Regions from separate parts of the Homo sapiens genome. Here region 2 is linked to region 1. A link is a loop called in an ENCODE intact Hi-C map of the cell type or tissue named here. Cell type or tissue: endothelial cell of umbilical vein. All regions are shown on one strand. Links, peaks and the distances in the headings refer to the core of each region. The heading gives the core; the rest is flanking DNA.

Evidence for each region. Peaks named below come from ENCODE experiments on the same cell type or tissue, not always from the same donor. Only the 100,000 strongest peaks of a DNase experiment are listed, where the experiment ranks them.
Region 2: it touches region 1 in a loop (5-fold over the local background); 3 of 110 quality-filtered maps call a loop at or near these places.

What each region holds. Positions count from the first base shown.
Region 1 is chr1:109,638,065-109,648,032 of GRCh38, forward strand. No RefSeq gene overlaps it. Among named protein-coding and RNA genes, the nearest start is that of GSTM4, 13 kb to the right of the region's middle. RefSeq lists enhancers at 5,323-5,617, 5,992-6,865. In endothelial cell of umbilical vein, for the core only: CTCF peaks have their summits at 2,338 (motif pointing right) and 5,441 (motif pointing right); DNase peaks (open chromatin) are centred at 2,337, 5,457 and 6,847.
Region 2 is chr1:109,493,483-109,503,442 of GRCh38, forward strand. It overlaps CYB561D1 (cytochrome b561 family member D1), which reads left to right and starts at 612. Exons shown (of 3, transcript NM_182580.3): 1 at 612-805; 2 at 1,661-1,698; 3 at 2,274-6,953. The coding sequence starts at 658. The coding sequence ends at 2,777. RefSeq lists silencers at 383-612, 4,865-5,159 and enhancers at 683-762, 752-1,252, 6,007-6,506. In endothelial cell of umbilical vein, for the core only: CTCF peaks have their summits at 4,991 (motif pointing right) and 6,623 (motif pointing right); a DNase peak (open chromatin) is centred at 5,089.

The sequences.
Region 1 (9,968 bases), core at 1,962-9,961:
TATTTATTTATTTATTTATGTTTTTATTTTTTGAGACGGAGTCTCGCTCTTGTCGCCCAGGCTGGAGTGCGGTGGCATGATCTCGGCTCACTGCAACCTCTGCCTCCTGGGTTCAAGCGATTCTCCTGCTTCAGCCTCCCAAAGTAGCTGGGATTACAGGTGCCCACCACCACGCTTGGCTAATTTTTGTATTTTTAGTAGAGATGGGGTTTCACCATGTTGGCCAGGCTGGTCTCGAACTCCTGACCTCAGGTGATTCGCCCGCCTTGGCCTCCCAAAGTGCTGGGATTACAGGCATGAGCCACTGCGCCTGGCCTCATGTGTGTCTGTTTAACTCCGCTGAGCTCCCTCCTCTCACTTTTCCTACCACCTTGGGCCTGCGCACCCTCTGGGAGAGCCCCTGCTGGCTCTGAATCCCAGTGCACCTCCTGGGCAGCTGTGGAGGCTTGGCGCCCCACCCTCATCTCAGCCTCTTTCGCCCCTGCTCCTGCTCTTCTACTCCTGGCCCCATCAGCTAACTCCCATTTATCTCATTTCTTTCCCTGAATAACTGTTCTTTTTAAACCCTCACAGCAGCACTGTGTAGTATGTATTAGCGTTATCCGTATTTCACAGATGGTTATCCTAATGCACAAAGAAATTAAGTAATCAGCTCTGGTCACTCAGCGGTCATCAGGTAGAGCCAGGACTCAGCCCCAGGCCCATCTGACTCCAGATTCCAAGTGGAGCCATTATGGCGTATCTTCTCCAGTGGACTGGCAACCTCCAGAATCCTGCATGACCAGGCTGTCTCAGAGCATCTGAATCTCACATCAGCTGAGACACAGCGACATCCAGCCAGGATACGGCTGAGATAAGCGGCCTTCGGGTTTTGTCACAGGGTAGCAGGGGAACCTGGGACAATACCCAGCGGCCCACCAACTGCTCCCTTGTTGGGGAATATTCCTTGCCTCGTAGCGTGGGTGAGCCTGCTCCTAGCTGGTCCTCCTGCCTTCCTGATGGCTTCCTCGCTGCCTCCCTCTCTCTACCCACCTCTTCCTTCTCCCCAGCAGGCCAGGAGGCCAATACCTGCTGCAGGTGCCTCGCCTTTCCTTGCAGCTCTTTCCTCAGAGCCTGGAGTCAGGATGGAAGTTGGTTGGGAGAGAAGCAGGTGCTGGGGCAAGGTGGAAGGAGGAGGGGCGAGAGGAGGAGAGGCTTCTCCATGGTGTTCATCGAAAGCCCTGGGTGGACAGATGCAAGATGGACCAGCAGCTGGTGTTCAGGAGGCCACTGGTCAGGCCCTCACTCCGTTCCCTCATGCAAATGTGACTGCCCATAGAAACCAACTCCCTCTAACCCAGCACACAGGAGCTGATAAGCTACTTATCAGCTTACAATAAAGACTGAAAACAACAAGCACAGGATTTTTTTTAAAAAGTCAACCAGAAGTGGCTTGATGAGCAATATATTGGAACCAGGGTTTCGAAGAGTCTGGGTCAGCCCTGGGCCTCCTTCTCCTCTGCACCCATGTGCACTTGAGCAGAGCCCTTCTGCCCAGAAAGTGCCTTTGTGGGTTTAGAAAAAGATGTCCCTTCCTTGGGTAGACACAGCCTCCTGATGGGGAGCACAGCTTGGCCAGCAGAGCACAGGCTGGCTTGCAGTCTCTGATCACCCAGAGGCTCTCGCGCAGCATGTAACCCACCTGACATCTGTGTCAGCCTGGCTGGGGGTCTCTGGAGTGCCCACAGCCTGAGGGTGCACGTGTAGCTGCATTCTCACTGATGCCACTAGTTCTTGTGCCTACTCTTGGAGGATGTCACCTATCCAGGTCTGAACGTTCCAGGCAGCATCCTACATGAGTCTGTAAATCAACTGAAGCTCCAGCAGCCCCCACTCCACCCAGTTGTGTCCTGCAGCTGAATACTTCTCAGTGCCCACAGAGCTGCCAATCACCTCGGGTTGCCATGGGAGTGTGCATATTCATGCCTCAGTGTCCCCAGAGTGGCCGGCCAGAGCCCCACCCTGAAGAAGCCCAGTGCACGGCTCTCTCCTTTCCCTCTGTCACGTCCTCTCCCTGTGCACCAGATACCCTGCTGGGCTGCTTGAGCCCTGGGGTCACGCACAAACCCAGAGCTGAAACATCCTCATGCCACCTTTGTGTGAGTTAGGAAAAGGTGAGCCTCCTGGGCAGATATACCCCTGAAAGCTCAAAGAACGAAGGGCATATTTTGGTAGAGTGTCTCTCCCTCCAGGTGACTGCAGCTGTGCAGCCTGAGTTTTTGGGTGAGCAGAGTGTAGGCTGGGTTTCAGCTCCTGCTTGCCCTTTGGCTGGTAGTCCTTGTGCAGTACCCAACTGGTCCACAGGGTGGCGGTACCTCCTGAGAACAGCTTCTGCCTGAGGCTGGGTTCTGGGAATGGATGGGCTGGGGCACCCTCTCTAGGCACCCATGCCCACTAACTCTGCAGCGGGCACACTTGGGGCCCCACTCACCAGCCTGGTGGGCAGGCTAGCTCATGTATGACCCCTCCAGTGAGAGCTATGGCTTAGGCTCATGCCAGGATCCCTACTAGGAGAGCTGCACTGCCACTAGCTGAGGTGGACCCCGTTTCTGCAGGGCAAGGCTGGAGCCACATGCACACACTGGCTTTTTGCCTGTCCTGTCCTAAGCCCCCACACCACCCACATTATCTCGTGACCACATTTTTCCTCCAGATAATGTGGGCCATGTGTGGTTAGGCCATATCTTCTTTTACATCGGCAAAACCTAATGGGGTTTCCAGACTCCTGCTCTTCATGTGGAATGCCTCTGAATTTCTAGATGATGTCTGCAGGCGTGTTTTGTTTTTGTTTTTCAAGACCGGGTCTTGCTCTATAGCCCAGGCTGGCATGATCTTGGCTCACTGCAACCTCCACCTTCGGGCTTAAGCAATCCTCCCACCTCAGCCTCCCGGGTAGCTGGGATTATAGGCGCACACCACCACACCCAGCTAATTTTTGTACTTTTTATAGAGATGAGGTCTCACTATATTGCCCAGGCTGGTCTCAAACTCCTGGCTTCAAGCAATCCACACACCTTGGTCTCCCAAAGTGCTGGGATTACAGGCATGAGCCACCATGCCTGGCCTTTCTGGGGGTGTTTATTTCATCTCTGAGTGGATTTTCCAGTAACCTTCAGAGCTTTGAGGAAGGCCTAATTGTCAGCCTCATAGACTGGTCACACCCCAGGAGATAAAGCTCCTTGCTAAGAGCCCTGGCAGAAGATTACATGGGCTGTGGGTAGTCAGGACATGGAGGAAGCTCTAGGGTCTGGGGCACTTGGATAAGTCTCCAAGGAGGAGATTGGCTTTGACCAGATGGATGGGGAGAGCCTGCATGGAGGAGCAGGAAGGAGGAAGGCATTTGGGGACTGTGTTGGGGGCATCTTCCCATCCTGCTCTGGTGTGGGGTCAGTGCTCCAAAGGCCCACGGTAGAAGAGGATGGCACTGCCCTTCACTCTCAGACCAGTGCCTCCCTGAGATGGAAACCAGAGGATCTCCTTGCCTCCCTCAAAGAGAGAGAGAGAGGCTCTGCTGGCACAAGAAGCTTGTCCCATGGCACTTAGTCCAATAATTGTTCCCCGTGTGTGCTTAGCCCTGGGAACCTGCTGATCTTGGGTAAGGACACAGGGCCATAGCAGAGCCCAGGAAGGACACTTGGGGCTCCAAGGTTAGGTTCTTGGTATTAAGGTGAGAGACAAAATGATGGCCCTCTGACTGAGGAGATTTGGCTTAAAGAGGATGACCGAGCTCGCCACGTGGCACGGGATAGAAAAGAAGATTTGCTGGCCTCTTATGGAGTTAGGGTTGGGGTTGGCATGGGCTACTAGAGGGGAGGTGGTGGGGCCAATAGAGAGGGACAGGTCTGCAGAAAGCACTTTTCTATCCAAGCTGTAGGCCTTGGGTTTCTCAGTCTCACCCACCCTATCCACATAAGCCTCAGCGCAACTTTACACCCACTAGGATGACTACAATAAGACAAGAATGGAAAATCAGTGTTGCAAGGATGTGGGGAAATTGGAACCCTCATAATTGCACGTGGAAATGTACAGTTGTGCAGCCACTATGAAAAACAGTTTGATGGTTCCCCAAAATGTTAGAATACAATTACCACATGACCCAGCAATTCCCCTCCCAGGTATATTCCCCAAAGAAGTGAAAACTGGCACTTCAAAAATATATGTACACTCTCTGGGCATGGTGGCTCATGCCTGTAATCCCAGCACTTTGGGAGGCCGAGGCAGGTGGATCACCTGAGGTCAGGAGTTCGAGACCAGCCTGACCAACATGGTGAAACCCTGTCTCTACTAAAACAATACAAAATTAGCCGGATTACATGCCTGTAATCCCAGCTACTTAGGAGGCTGAGGCAGGAGAATCGCTTGAACCCCTGAGGCGGAGGTTGCAGTGAGCCGAGATTGTGCCACTGCACTCCAGCCTGGGTGACAGAGTGAGACTCTGTCTCAAAAAATAAATAAATAAAAATTATACACACACACACACACACACACACACACACTCATGTGTACAGCAGTAATGTTCACAATAGCCGAAAGGTGAAAATAGTCCAAATGTGCATCAACAAATAAATGGATAAACAACATGTGTTATATCCATATAATGAAATATCATTCAGCCATAAAAGGGATAAAGTACTGATTCTTCCATTCAGTGGATGAACCTGGAAAACATTATGCTGAGCAATACAAGCCAGACAAGACACAAAGATCACGTGCTGTATGACTGTATTTATGTGAAATACCCAGAATAAGTAAATCTGTAGAGACATATACAGATTGGTGGTTTCCAGAGGCTGGGGAAGTGGGGTGATGGGAAGCAACTGCTTAATGGGTATGGGTGTCTTTTGGGGGTGATAAAAATATTTTGAAACTGGATAGAGGTGGTGGCTGCCCAACATTGTGAATGTACTAATTGCCACGGAATTGTTCACTCTAAAATTGTTCATTTTATATTATGTGAATTTCACTTCAATGTAAAAAAAAGAAAAAAACCAACCTCAGTGTTCTTAATAGTAAAAAGAGGCTAATAACACTACTTATTTCATGGAGAGGTGGTAAGAAATAAAATAATAGGCGCAAAGTAGCCACCATTCAGCTATTGAATAAAGGGTGGCCAATGTTCTCCGAATGCTACTTTCTGGGGTTGCACCAAGGGTGCTCCAAAACTCTTTCTTGGTCCCTGGGGAATGTGGCTTAAGTTCCTGCTCAAAGAACCGAAAAGCCCAAAGAGCTGTAGCTGCGAGGTGGCGCCTAACGGGCTGTCCCTCTACTGTGGTCAGAGCCGTGCCCCTTGCAGGTGGGTAGCGCTGAGAGCAGAGCAGCGCCCGCGGGACTGGCCTGAGGATCCCGCAGGCAGGAGGGACCCCGCGGGCCTTTCCCTACCTGGGAGGTGCACGGTTGGCCACCAGGGCGCGCTGCTGGACTCTCCCCAGAAATCGGGCGGAGGTTTAGGCCTCAGAGTCACTTAAACTTGTAACCCTACCGGTAGCCGTGGAGTCTAGTAAATGTGGGGTCGGCTGGGGTTCGCCAGTCATCCCATGCTGCTGAGGGGCAGGCATGGGGCCCGTTGGCCACAGGAGACCTCCAGGCTTCTCTCCCACTCTTCTGCCTGCACCCCCTCTCGGGTAGAGGCTGCACCTCCTGCTTGGGTTCAGCCACCTTCAAATACTGCATCAATGGCTCGTGCCTCTGCCTGCGGGGCTGGGCCAGCGCGGGAGAGGCAGGCGGAGGGTTCAGGGAGCTGGGGATCTGCGGTATGTCCTGACCCCACACACTTTGTGTGTGCCATAAAGCCACAGCCTTTCCTTCCCACCCAGCCCCGTCTGAATGAGAAAGCATCACCTCTGCTTTCTGTTTGATCCGGCAGTTCTCAGCCAGGCTGGAGGCGGCCTGGAATCCCAGATCGTCTACTGACACCCCTAGTTTCCCTCGCCGCTCCTCTGGAGGACGTCCTTAACCCCTGATGCTGCACCACAGGCAGAGCTGCCAGAACCCCACCACCACCAAGATTGCTACCTGGAGATTCCTGCTTGTCCCCCCAACCCCAGGTCAAACCCCTGCATGCATCCATGGCCCAGCTCCCGTGTTCTGGGGCCATCTTTATAACCTGCTGTGCATTCCTGCCAGATTGAACTCATTGCCTCCCCCACTTGACCTCATTCTCTCTTTGTGCACTTGCTTTCTTTTCTTTGCTTTTTCTTTGTCTTTTTTTTTTTTTTTGAGACGGAGTCTCGCTCTGTCGCCCAGGCTGGAGTGCAGTGGCGCCACCTCGGATCACTGCAAGCTCCGCCTCCCGGGTTCACGCCATTCTCCTGCCTCAGCCTCCCGAGTAGCTGGGACTACAGGCGCCCGCCACCACGCCCAGCTAATTTTTTGTATTTTTAGAGACGGGGTTTCACCGTGTTAGCCAGGATGGTCTCGATCTCCTGACCTCGTGATCCACCCGCCTCGGCCTCCCAAAGTGCTGGAATTACAGGCGTGAGCCACTGCGCCTGGCCTCTTTGTGCACTTTCTTTGTATTTAGGGAAACAGCAACAGTAAACCCCAAATGACAAAGGTCATTACAGGGACCTTTTTTGCAGCCAATGATGTTTGTGTTCCCCGGTGCACTGCTCTGAAGCTTTCCCACGCATTCGGGCTCAGGTCTCTCTCCGGCATGTCTGCTGCCTTGTTTACTCCCCGCTTAGCGTGTGTTTATAGGATCACATTACACGAAATATTCCAGCCTTGTGAAGTAGCATTTCTTGCTGATAATGAAAACAAAAGACACAAAGAATTCTAAGAAATGCCTACAGTGCTTGGCACGTGAGGGCCTCTTGGCCTAGGGCCAAGTTTGTCTACTATCAGCCCCCACGGTGTCTGGAAAGTCTTGGATTGTTGTTGGCTCTTTGGATCCTGTGGTTTCACCCTGCAGCGTTTTGTAGGCAGTGTGGTGTCCTGGGTAGACCCAGGTCTTGGGGTTGACTGGACTGGTCAGATACAACTTGGTGACTTGCTAGCTGTGTGTCCTTGGGCAAGTTACTTAATTTTCCTGAGCCTCAGTTTTCTCATCCATAAAATGAGGGAAGAAAGAAATAATTCAAAGAGATGTTTTGAGAATTTGGTGAGGAGGTATATATAGTAGACAAGTCATAGACACTCAGTAAGTATTGGCTGGGATTATTAGCAAAAGCAAATAAGCCCCTTCTTTAAAGGGAACATAGCTTTTTTCTAAACCCCACTGTCATACTTAAATTGGTGATCAAGAAGTTATGTTTCTCAAGACACCCAGGAGCAGAGGCCAGGGAGAAGGATGTTCCAGGGCACAGGGGAGACCTGGACTGCCACGTGCACTTAGGGATGACCTGCACCTTCAGACGAACAGCAGGAAAAAAGACTCTTTTCCACTTCTCCTGGTTTGAGGTGGAGTTGGGCCCCCTGTCTGAGTAGGGTGAGGTGGCTGGCAGAGAGCTGGATGCCCCTTCCAATAGCTGGCCAAAGGTAGCAGAGGCAGGATTGTTCTCAAAGGAATTAGGTAAAAGCCCCGCAGCCAAGTGTGAGATCAAATCTCAGAAAATATCAGTACTGGGCTGGGCATGGTGGCACCGTGGCCAGTCTTAGCTGGACAGTTTTAAACTTTCTTTTCTCGGGGCTTTTTTTTTTTTTTTTTTTTTGAGAAAACAAGAAGATTGGTTACTCTAATTAAATATAATAATGAGAGTAGATGGTTAATTGTACTGGATACACTAATGCAGAGAGATACAGGTATGTGTACAGAATAAGGTATGATTTTCTGTTTATTTAGAAAAGTTACTACAGTTTATTCAAAATACATTTAATATACACATATTTTATTCAATTATATTTTAAGGCTATAGTTAAAAGCTTTAAAGTAATTTTTGCTATTGAGTTGTGGGAGTTCTATATGTATTTTGGATGTTAGCTAACCTCTTCTCAGATATGTGGTTTGCAAATATTTTCTCCAATTCCATAGACTGCCTTTTCACTGTTGTTTCTTTTGCTGTGCAGAAGGTTTTTAGTTTGATGTGGTTCCATTCGTCTATTTTTGCTTTTGTTGCCTGTGCTTTTGATATATAAAAGAAATCATCGCTTAGACCAATGTCATGAAGACTTTCTCCTATGTTTTCTTCTAGGAGTCTTATAGGTTTAGGTGTTATATTTAAATCTTTAATCCATTGTGAGCTCATTTTTGAGTGTGGTGTAAGACAGGGGTCCAATTTTATTCTTTTGTATGTCCATATTCAGTTTTCCCAAAACCATTTGTTAAAGAGGCCATCGTTTGTCCATTGTGTATTCTTGGCACCCTGTTGAAGATCAGTTGATTATATACACTTAGGTTATTTCTGGGCTGTCTGTTCTGTTCCATTGGTCCTTGTGTCTGTTTATATGACAGTACCATACTGTTTTAATTACTATAGCTTTGTAATATATTTTGGAATCAGGAAGTTGATGCCTCCAGCTTTGTTCTTCTTTCTCAAGATTGTGTTGGTTATTTGGGATCTTTTGTGGTTCCATATGAATTTTAGGATTATTTTTTCCTATTTCTGTAAAAAAATGCCATTAGAGGCTGGGTGTGGTGGCTCATGCCTGTCATCCCAGCACTTTGGGAAGCCAAGATGGGTGGATCACCTGAGGTCAGGAGTTCGAGACCAGCCTGGCCAACATGGTAAAACCCCGTCTCTACTAAAAATATAAAAATTAGGCAGGCATGGTGGCGGGTGCCTGTAATCCCAGCTACTCGGGAGGCTGAGGCAGGAGAACTGCTTGAACCCAGGAGGCAGAGGTTGCAGTGAGCTGAGATCGCACCACTGCACTCCAGCCTGGGCAAGAGAGTGAGACTTTGTCTCAAAAAAAAAAAAAAAATGCCATTAGATTTTGATAGGGATTACATTGAATCTGTAGATCAAAGTAGCGTGAACATTTAAACATTATTAGATCTTTCAATCTATAAACATGGGATGTTTTTCCATTTACTTGTGTCTTCTTTGATTTCTTTCATCAATATTATGTAGTTTTCTTTGATTTCTTTCATCAGTGTTACATACAAGTCTTTCATCTCCTTGGTTGAGTTTATTCCTAAGTATTTTATTCTTCTTGGTGCTATTGCAAATGGGATTGTTTTTTGTAATTTTCTTTTGGATACTTTGTTGTTAGTGTACCAAAACATAACTAACTTTTGTATGTTGATCTTGTATCCTGCAACTTTATGGAATTTGTTTATTCATTCTAAGTTTTTTTTTGTGTGTGGAGTCTTTAGGGTTTTCTACATATAAGATTATGTCATCTGCAAACAGAGATAGTGTTACTTAATCGTTTCCAATTTGTATGACTTTTAAATTTCTTTTCCTTGCCTAATTGCTCCGTTAGGACTTCCAGTACTATGTTGACTAGAAGTGGCAAGAGCGGGTATTCTTTGCCTTGTTCCTGATCTTACAGACAAAGCTTTCAGTTTTTCATTGTTGAGTATAATGTTAGCTGTGAGCTTGTCATATATGGTCTTTATTTTGTCAAGGAAAATTCCTTTTATACCTAGTTTGTTGAGAGTTTTTACTATGAAAAGATGTTGAATTTTGTCAAATGCTTTTTCTGCATCTATTGAGATGATCATTTGATGTTTATCCTTCATTTTGTTAACGTGGTGTGTCACATTAATTGTTTTACATATGATGAGCCATCCTTGCAAAGGACTTGAATAGACATTTCTCAAAAGAAAGCATACAAATGGCCAACAGGTATATGAAAAGATGCTCAACATCACTAATCATAAGAGAAATGCAAATCAAAACCACAATGAAATATCACTTCACACCTGTTAGAGTGGCTATTGTCAAAAAAAAAAAAAAAAAAAAAAAAAAAAAAGGTAAAGAAAGTGAGACAAGCTCCCAACTGGTAACAAGTGCTGTTGAGGAGAAATTGGAACTTTTGTACACGGT
Region 2 (9,960 bases), core at 1,961-9,960, 140 kb before region 1:
ACCTGGCTCCTCAGGGCTGAGCAGCTGCTGAGGAGGCGGCAGGGCTGGGAGTGCCCTAGTTTTTCCATTTATCTCGCTGGGGACCACTCCCGTGCAGATGCGAGAGGAGACTTGCATTTCCCTCCTTTGGTCCACCAGGTTCAAGGCACTATATTTTGGCGATGTCCTTTCCTATTCTCCTTGCTCTTAGGCATGGAGGAAGCTTGTTCCCTGAACAAGACAAAATGAGGTGACAGGAGACAGTGCACAGCCAGGGAAATCCAGTACTACTAGAAATCGGCTCCAAACACTTGTTTCACAGTCTTGGTTCAGCGTACCAAGTGTGTGATTTGGGGTTTCACTGAAATCGTTTGCCACAAAAGTAATTTCCACAGGCTGCTTGGGATTTAGGCCCTTGTAGACAGACACACAGATACAAATGAAGGTGGGCTGGGAACTGTTCGGTCCCCTTCTGCCTCCGGGCTCTCGCGGGAGCGGGCCTCTCCGGGGCACTCGCGTTTCCCCCCCAGCCCCCAGAGGGCGCTGTGGGCCACTCCGCCGCACTGCCGGCGGCGTCCCCGGGGAGGAGCCTCTCCTGCAGCCGCCACCGCCTCCGCGATCGCAAACCCGGAAGACGTGTTCGGGCAGCTGGAGTGTACGGGCCCGCGGGCCACGGCCATGCAGCCCCTGGAGGTAGGTCTGGTTCCCGCTCCAGCTGGGGAGCCGAGACTGACCCGCTGGCTGCGGAGAGGCAGTGGGATCTTGGCGCACCTGGTAGCTTTGGGCTTCACCATCTTTCTGACAGCGCTGTCCCGGCCAGGAACCAGTGAGTGTGCGGGGCGGGGTTGCGGAAGGGGGCGGAGTGGAGATGCTGGAGGGGCAGCGCTTGGGAGCCCCGGGAGACTTGGAGGAGGGACCCCAGCAGTAAAGGGGAGACAGAAACAGTGGAGGGATTTTGAGGGCCTGGTGGGGCGGGGCCCCAGGGATCCTGGAATAATGGGGTTTTGGGTGCTGTGGGGGAAGGGCAGACGATTGAACAGACCGAACTACTTCCTCAGAAACAGGTCCCCTGATGGAGGATAGAAGTGAAGGAGGCCGGGCGCGGTGGGTCATGCCTGAAATCCCAGCACTTTGGGAGGCCGACGCGGGTGGATCACTTGAGGTCAGGAGTTCGAGACCAGCCTGGCCAACATGGTGAAACCCCGTCTCTACTAAGAATACAAAAATTAGCCAGGCGTGATGGCGCGCGCCTGTAGTTCCAGCTACTTGGGAGGCTGAGGGAGGAGAATCGCTTGAACCCGGGAGGTGGAGGCTGCAGTGAGCCGAGATTGCACCACTGCACTCCACCCTGTGCGACAGAGCGAGACTCCGTATCAAAAAAAAAACAAAAAACAACAACCAAAAAAAACAAAAAACAAAAAAGGGGCAGAGGACTGGGCTGCCAGCTGAGAGGTGCTGAACGGGGAACCCGGGCCAAACTGTTGTATGTGTGTGGATAAGGAGGCCCTCTTGGTTGCTCACCCTGGGGCTCCTTGGCTGCTCCACTTTGTCCTTAGTTCCTGTGCCCGATTAGGATTGGGGATGGTACTTTTCTCCTGTGGCTAGATTCTTTGGGTTCCACCTAGCTACAGGGGCAGGAACAATGGTACCAAGCCCTCAGCCTGTTCTCTTTGATTCTTAGGTCTTTTCTCCTGGCACCCTGTATTCATGGCCTTGGCGGTGAGTTTAGGCTTCTATCTGATTTGTTTGGGTATTCCTCACCTCATTCTCCCAGGGAAGCACCCAGCTTTCAGAAAGCTCAGCCTTTCTAAGGCTAAGACAGGTGGAGGAAACATCTAGGGCTCATCTTTCCCTGCAGCCTATGGGATTGGGAAACCTGGAGGGCTGGGCCATAGGCAGTTGTCAGATGGTTGAAAAGGGCGGGAGGGCATGGAAGATAATTTCTTTCTCCATTGGGGCCGGAAAGGAGAAGGGGGGAGAGGTGTTATCCGGTCATCTCCCGACTTGTCCCCAAAGTTCAGGAAGAAGTTTAACATTTGCTACTCCACTGGTCAAGAAATGGGAGTCATTGTAGAGGTTGGGATGGGGAGATGTCAACCTGAATGAGGAGACGTGCACTCAAGTGCTGATTCCCAAATGTTCCCAGAAATGTTGAGCTGTGAGGCTGGTGGTCCTGGTTGAACTTATTTAACCCTTACCCTTTGTCCTCTTTGTTAGGATGTATGAGAGCACCTCCTTTTTCTCAGGCCTCCAAGCCAGACATGAGGCTTACTGGCTCTCTCCTATGTTCACAGTTCTGCCTCTGCATGGCTGAAGCCATCCTACTCTTCTCACCTGAACACTCCCTGTTCTTCTTCTGCTCCCGAAAAGCACGGATCCGGCTCCACTGGGCAGGGCAGACCCTAGCCATCCTCTGTGCAGCTCTGGGCCTGGGCTTCATCATCTCCAGCAGGACCCGCAGTGAGCTGCCTCATCTGGTGTCCTGGCACAGCTGGGTGGGAGCCCTGACACTGCTGGCCACTGCTGTCCAGGCACTGTGTGGGCTCTGCCTCCTTTGTCCCCGGGCAGCCAGGGTCTCAAGGGTGGCTCGCCTCAAGCTCTACCATCTGACATGTGGACTGGTGGTCTACCTGATGGCTACAGTAACGGTGCTTCTGGGCATGTACTCAGTATGGTTCCAGGCCCAGATCAAAGGTGCGGCCTGGTACCTGTGCCTGGCACTGCCCGTCTATCCAGCCCTGGTGATCATGCACCAGATTTCCAGATCCTACTTGCCGAGGAAGAAAATGGAAATGTGAGTTCCTGCGAACGCTGAATCTAGGTGGGACGCTTGCCTTGAACATCATGGTTCCTTTGGTGATCTATAAGGGATCTATTTAAGAAGTGGTCAGGTTTTCGCACTTCTTGGCTGGTCCAGGGACTGCAGAAACCAAAGCTGCTATTGTTGAGGAATAATTCAGTGGGTCAAAATGGGGAGATGTACTGGGTATGAGTGGAAGGTGATGGAGAGCCTGATCCTGAAGCCTCTACTTGATGAGAGACAGAGTTTTGGGTGGTGATAGTGATGTGCTGGTGGTCATTTCTTGCTTGTGTGCCTGATGAAAAACTGGGTTCCTGTAAGTTATGAATGGCATCCAGGGATATTTGGGTTACTTTTAAGAAAGCAGTGTGATGTAGTGGAGAGAGCCCATGGGTCTTATTTATGGGATATGGTCCTCTTAGGCTCTGTTGTACAACCTTAGGTACATTCCATATCTTAAGACCACTGTTTCTTCATCTGTGAAATGTTTCTAAACAATCTCTAAGTCCCTTCCTTCTCTAATATACAGCGTCTGTCAGGTCGATGTCTCAGAACACTCTCCCAGCTGTGGACCACGTGGACCACTTAGCAGACTCAGGGGGTAGTTCTTTACTCTCCCTTTACTACCCTGGAGGGACAGCTCTGCCCTTGAGGCCCTTCAGAAATTTGTGCTGATTTGGTCCCTGTGCCAGGGCACAGGGGGTCAGGCACTGTGGAAAGAAGGGACTCAGGTGAGGGTCTTCTGGACTCTAAGACGGTAAAGGCACTAAAGTCACTTTAAAGCTTTTGGAGAAGCAGGAGGGCATTGGCTTAACCAAGCCGAAGGCTGCTGGCTGGGCTGCCTAGCCCAGCTAAGATCTTCCTTCAGCCCACCTCAGGATCCGGGCTTGAGGGCTGCAGGGCCTGCGTGCGCTCCCTCCCCCGAAATCACTTCTCAGGGCAAAGGAGCCCCAGGCATCTCATGCTTTGCCCTTCTTAGGGCTCAGGTTCTTGCCTTAGCACATAGCTTCTGGGAGCTTTTTTGAAGCATTTCATAAGGGCCAAGGAAGTGGGGCAGGGCTTTTCTGATCCAAAGAAAACAAAGTTTCTCTGGTTACCCCTCTTCCCTTGTTATCTAAGCTTTCCTCAGTTGTCATCTCTTCCCAGCTCTTTGGTCCAAGAGGGGGCTGAGTTTGGTGCCAGCTGGCAAATGAGGGCTGGACTCTCTTCCCTCCAGAGACCACCCCGCTCCTTGCTGCAGCTGAAAGTAGTTCCCCAGGCTGCCCTCGGTGGTGAGGACTGGATGCTAGACTGCTGAGCTGTGGTCTGGGCTCAGTTGAGAAGATAGGATCTCCCTAGATCATGGCAAGGCCTGACAACAGCTGAGCCAGGAAAGTGCTGCTGAGGCAAGTCGACATAGCTCACAGGGAACTCTGGGAAGCCTGGGATGTAGGCGCTGGAGCTCCAGTTCCCAGGAGCAGGGGCAGGTGTTCCTAGATGTTAGTGTTGTGGATGTCCTTGGTCTTCTGAAGATTCAGGTCCTCCTCTCCGGGTAGCTTAGAAGTAAGGAGGTTGGTTTGATTCAATAGTATGGGGACAGAATGGGGACAGCAAGGGCAGAAGTGTCCTCTCCACGTAACTCATTATGCCCCTCCTGGGGGAGATTGCATCTCCAGGACAAGCATCTAAAGGAGGCCCCTGCTGTGCAGAGGGGTATTGTTCCTGTCTCTTTCATTGTCCTCCCTCCTCTCAAACTCTCCAGTGTGGTGTGAACTCAGAAGAAACGGTTACTGGGGCTGCATGGAGAATTTCACCTGCGGTGATTTTGATCCAGGGACTGCATCTCCTCTTTCCTCATCACAGCCAGTGCTGAGAGGCTCCTTCTACCTGCCGCAGGGTAGGAGGGCCAGGCAAAGTTCACCAGCTTGCTCTAAGAGCAAGCAGGCAATGCCGTAAAGCCTGAGCCTGCCTGAGGTGCTGCCTCCTCCCAGGTGGTGCGGGGGCTGGTGGGCGGGCGGGCAGGCGTGCTGACAGCCGGCAGTTTGCGTGGGCTGTGCCATCTGATGTCTATTCCCAGCCCTGGGAGGAAGGGGGAGTCATTTATATTCTGCAGGAGGAAGGGGCCCCAGCTGTCGCCTTTCTGACCAGCAGGCCTGGAGGGCAGGGGCACAGAGCAGAGAGGAGGGCACTGGTGGTCTCCTGCTTAGCCTGGTCTGACTGCAGTGTAGGGAATAGGTCACCAGGAGGAGCCCTTCATCCTGGCAGGCCGGATTGTGGAGGGACTTCCCTCCCCCTCTTTTCCATTTCTCCCTCCATCACCACCTGCCCTCACATCCTGGGGCAGCAGCTGGACAGCCATTAGACCTCAGTGCCAGGGCACTCTTCCTCCAGCTGGGATCTCAGTGGCTCCCAGCTGCATGGGCTCCTGCTTGTGTGTTCCCTCCTCCGCCATCCTCTGTTCCCCGCACCTCCCTTATTCTGCTCATGTCTGGGGTATTCACTTGGCTCCTCAGCAAGGAAGCAAACGCCTTGGAGGAGAAGCACATGGTTGCCCTTTTGTCCTTGCTCCCTGGCTAGGGAAAGCTGCTAGTGGTCAGCCTGTTTTGCCTTTTTTTAAAAAAAAAAAAAAAGCCAGGGCAGGGTGCTTAGATTTTAAAAATTTGCGTGTCATTTGCACAAATTTTCATATCAAGCTAAGTCCTGATTCCAAATTTGATTATATTCCAAATTTGATTATATTCCAAATTTGATTATATTCAGATTCAACCTTGAGGACATTAGAAATATAGATGGCTTCTGTATCCAAATCTGAATGGAAATGAGATTACCCTTCTGGGTTCAGATACCCCTCCCAAGCCCCCGTCTTTTCTGTAACCACCCCTCCTCTGAGCCCCATCATGGCTGGGGTTGGTATGGAATGGGAGCAGCTCTGTATCTGGGGAAGTCCTCCAGCCTCACCTTCTTGGCTCTTAAGTGGTAGGCTGTTACCACTTGCCAGCCTGGGCCTCCTCTCTCCCCACCCTTTCACAAGGCAGGCTGCCCTTCCGCACTCACTGGCCCATCCCTTCTTTCTCATCGTCCCACCCTTCCACCCCCGTGCATGGCTGCTGTAGGTCTGGTTTTTTTGGTTTTTGTTTTTTTTAAGACGGAGTCTCACTCTGCCGCCAGGCTGGAGTGCAGTGGCAGAATCTTGGCTCACTGCAACCTCTGCCTCCCAGGTTCAAGCGATTCTCCTGCCTCAGCCTCCCGAGTAGCTGGGACTACAGGCACGTGCCACCATATCCAGCTAATTTTTGTATTTTTAGTAGAGATGGGGTTTCACCATGTTGGCCAGGATCTCTTGACCTCGTGATCTGCCCGCCTCGGCCTCCCAAAGTGCTGTGATTACAGGCGTGAGCCACCGTGCCTAGCCAGGTCTTGTTTTGAAAACCTCACTGTGGGAGATTCAGGCATCCTCCCTAAGCCAGCTGGCCGCTGTGCTAAAGCCTGTTCAGAGTTAATAATAATCATTAGCTGAATGGTGCTGGGGCCTTTCAGCTTCAGATCTCTAAGCACTTGCAGGCTGAGTCAGTCAGCCCTCACCTTCCCCCTCCTTCCTGGGCTGCAGAGTGTAACAGAATGGGAAGGCACTGTGGGAAGGAAGTCAGGAATCTTGCTGCTAGCCACGCCTTGCAGTGACTTCTCGTCTGGGAGTGGGCACTGAGTCCTCTCAGTAAACTAATAAGACTTGCACCTGACAAAGGTCAAGATATGTAGGGAACACAGTGTATGCTAGGCTGAGACCTATGGTGGTGGCAGGGGTGGCTGTTGAGCCTGAACTTCCAGTACTCCTGCCCTTCCTTCTGTTTACCTGGCTTGGCCTACAGGGGGCACCCCTGGTCTTGATGCCTCAAGCCCAGCATTTCTGGGTCCCCTCTGCAAGCTCAGAGAGCAGGGAGGCTTCTGGTAGTGCTCTTGATGCTCCTGTGTCTGGTTGGCACAAAGATCCTGTGTAACATGAAATGAAAGGTGCATCAGCTTGGGGGCTGGGAAACCTGCAGTATGGGTTTACTCCGTCCCTATCACTGGTGTGGCTGTGGGCAAACCACTTATTGCCTGACCTACCTCACAGGGATGTTGTGAGGGTTTGATGAGAGAATGAATGTTAATAGGAATTGGAAAATTCAAAGCATTAAACACATGTAAACAGGTGGTATTATTATGTTCTTGTCCTTCTCTTTCACTGAGCCAGGCTTTGGGCTTTATGCTTCTTAGGCAATAAACAGTTATGGATAATGACAGGGGATCTAAGTCTCAGAGAGTTGTTCTGGCCATCATAAGAAAACATGGACACATTTCTTCCTTCCAGATGCAAGGTCAGCTCTTACCAACTCCTGCCAGAAATGCCACCACGGCCATGACTAGTGAAGTTTGCCGTAAGTGCTGCCTACCTGGTGTTCCCAAATCACAGGGCAGACTGCAGATCTCGGAGTCAGTACAATTCCTCCCTAGGTCCAGCCTGAAGTTCCTGGAGCTGGTCTTCGTAGGGAGCTGCAGGTCACAAGTCTATCTAAATCTCTCCTAATTCTGCCCTTCTGAGGGAAAAGTGGAGCAGACAAGCTAGGAAGGGAGGAGCAACTGGAGCAAACAGCATCGCCACAGACCCTCTGTTTACCGAAGCCACAGAATGAGCAACACCTGCCTCAGGCATTGGAGATGCAGAGCAGGGACCCCTGGCTTCCCAGGGTCCACAGCCTGGTTTCCCTTTCCCCATTTCAGGCTCGTGGAATAGGATCAGTCCCCTCCTCCTCCAAGTGCTTTATTGGCATTCACATACACACACACACACACGCACACACACACACTGAAAGCAGTTCTGTTTAAGTTTTAAATTGGGGAAGAATACTTTCCATTCCATTTGTCTGAGAGCAGCAGCAGTCTGCCTGGAGTGGATGCAAAGAAGCAGGAACAGCAAAACAGCAGTGCAGAGGCTTGAATATTCGTTTTTTATCTTAATTGCTTTTTCTGTCCTGGGATCCAGGAATGAAACACTAGTCAGGCATTGTGTGCAGAGCCTCAGCAGTTCTCACCAGCACTGCACAAAGACGACAAGCTGAAAGGCAGAACTGCCCTGGAGGGTGGTTTGAAGTAGCCCGTCTCCAGCATGGCGCTGGGCTTAACCCCTTCATGTAGGCAGAAATTACCTCCAGTGAGGGGACCTTCCCCCTACCCACCCACTCAGGAGACTCAGCTAGTCACCAGATGCATCACAGAATAACAATCTCAGTTTATAATCCTGCTATTGCTAGGATTTCCCAGATGAGTTTTTAACCTCTGTTGGAAGCAGATTAAGGAACGACTTCAGGCTATTCAGTGGCATCTGAGGAGCCAACTCTGTCTCACTGAGTATACATGAGTGGCCCCCTAGCACCCCTATCTTTAAAGCAGATACCCAGTTATCTCATGGTGCTTTCTAAGGATGCTCAGTTCTGCTCAGGCCCCCCAAAAGCAAACTATGACCAAGTGAGGGAGCAGTGGGAGGTAAGGGAAATGCAGCACAAAGTACAATCCAACTCCAGTACTTGCCAACCTGTATGTGTGCGCACATGCACGCATACACCAGCCTTGGAGGCAATGACTCCTGCCTAATGTATGCCAGTGCCAAAGGGCATCCAGAAGTCCCACTGCAGGGCTCCACGTCCTGGCTCACTGCAGGTTGGTTCTCTCAGGCCATGGTTCCAACCAGGGAGAGTAAACAAGCTGACTAGATTGGAGGCGTCAGGGCAGGTCTAAGTGTCTTCACCATTTTGCATTTTCCACCTAAGAGTGTAGAAGCCTGATGAAGGGGCTTGACTGGCAGCTGCTTTAGCCTTCCTCTCTCAAGCCCCAGGAGAGGAAGCATTCAGCACAGGCTGACTGTGACTAGACCAGAAAAGCCAACCGTCCCACTGCAGGGGCCTGAGCCTTTTCTGCTATGTGGGTGGAGAAAGTGAAGCTTCCCCACTGGTTTCCTGGGAGATACAAGATAAGTGGTGCAAGAAGTGCATGCAGAAAGGGAAGGAGTTGAGAGACTGGGGGGAAGAGAGGCCAGGTTAACCAATGCACTGAACTCTTACCTATTCTCAAAGAAAACTGTCATATTAGCCTCCTCCCTCCCCGCAAGTGCTACCTAAGAGGAGCCAGGGTAAGTGCTGCAAGGCATGGCAGACAAAATTGCACATCTTGGCCAGAATCTAAGGAACTTCTTGTGGTTTGGGGGAGGTGGTGAGGATGTGGGTGGTGGGTGGGTGGGGGGTGTTGAAGAGATGCAGCCATGGACTTCCTTGGGCTTGGCACAGGCCAAAACAGAAGAGAGAACTCCAAACTCCAAGTAGTCCTCATCAGACTTGCTCTCCTTATCAGCTTCATCCTGTCAGCCAAATTGTCAGCCATAGAAAAACTGCTTTGCAGATGAAAAACTATATAAATGCAGAGTATGGGAGTGCTCTGACATCAACAGCTGTCATTTCACTGACTGCCAAGGTTGACTTGTCTGATGTGGCTGGTTGTGCAGTAGCTCCACCCCTCGTCACCTTGGTTGTTCCTCCTGAAGTGAAAAACAACTTTCCAAATAGAGGAGGGCTGCCCTTCGGTCAAGACTTTAGGTAAGTATTCAAATTCGCATTCTTTTAATTTTTTTCCTGGTATCATTTCCTCTCCCTCTTTGGAATCTGCCACGACAGCCCCCTTCTAGAATCACCAAGAGAGGAGCCAAAGAATCAGCATGGTTAGAGTTTTAGAGTCCAGTCCAATTTCTGGTAGGCTGAATCTGTACCAAAACGTAGGGACTGCATTTTTCTGTTCCACGCAATGCCTAGGACACACTAAACTGTCAAGGAAGATTAACCTGCCCATTAGGTGAATATACTTTTAGCCTAAGATGGCTACCATTTACAACATGAAAATACTGATAATAAAATTCTGTGAAAGTGAGCTGCTGCCCACCATTTTTTAAAACCCAATCCAAGCATTTTTTCCATGGTATGGTCAGTAGGCTTGATCCAGACTTTTAAGAGAACTCGGCAGGGAGGCAACCCTCTGCCCTAGGGATCCAGGAAGACTTCATTATCTACAAGCCTCAGCGAGCGCCAAGTCATGGGATTTCTAAACTCTAAAGCTTCAGTGACATTTGAGAATCTTAGGGGTCAGCAAAGTATGGTCTGTTGGTCAAACCAGCCCACTGC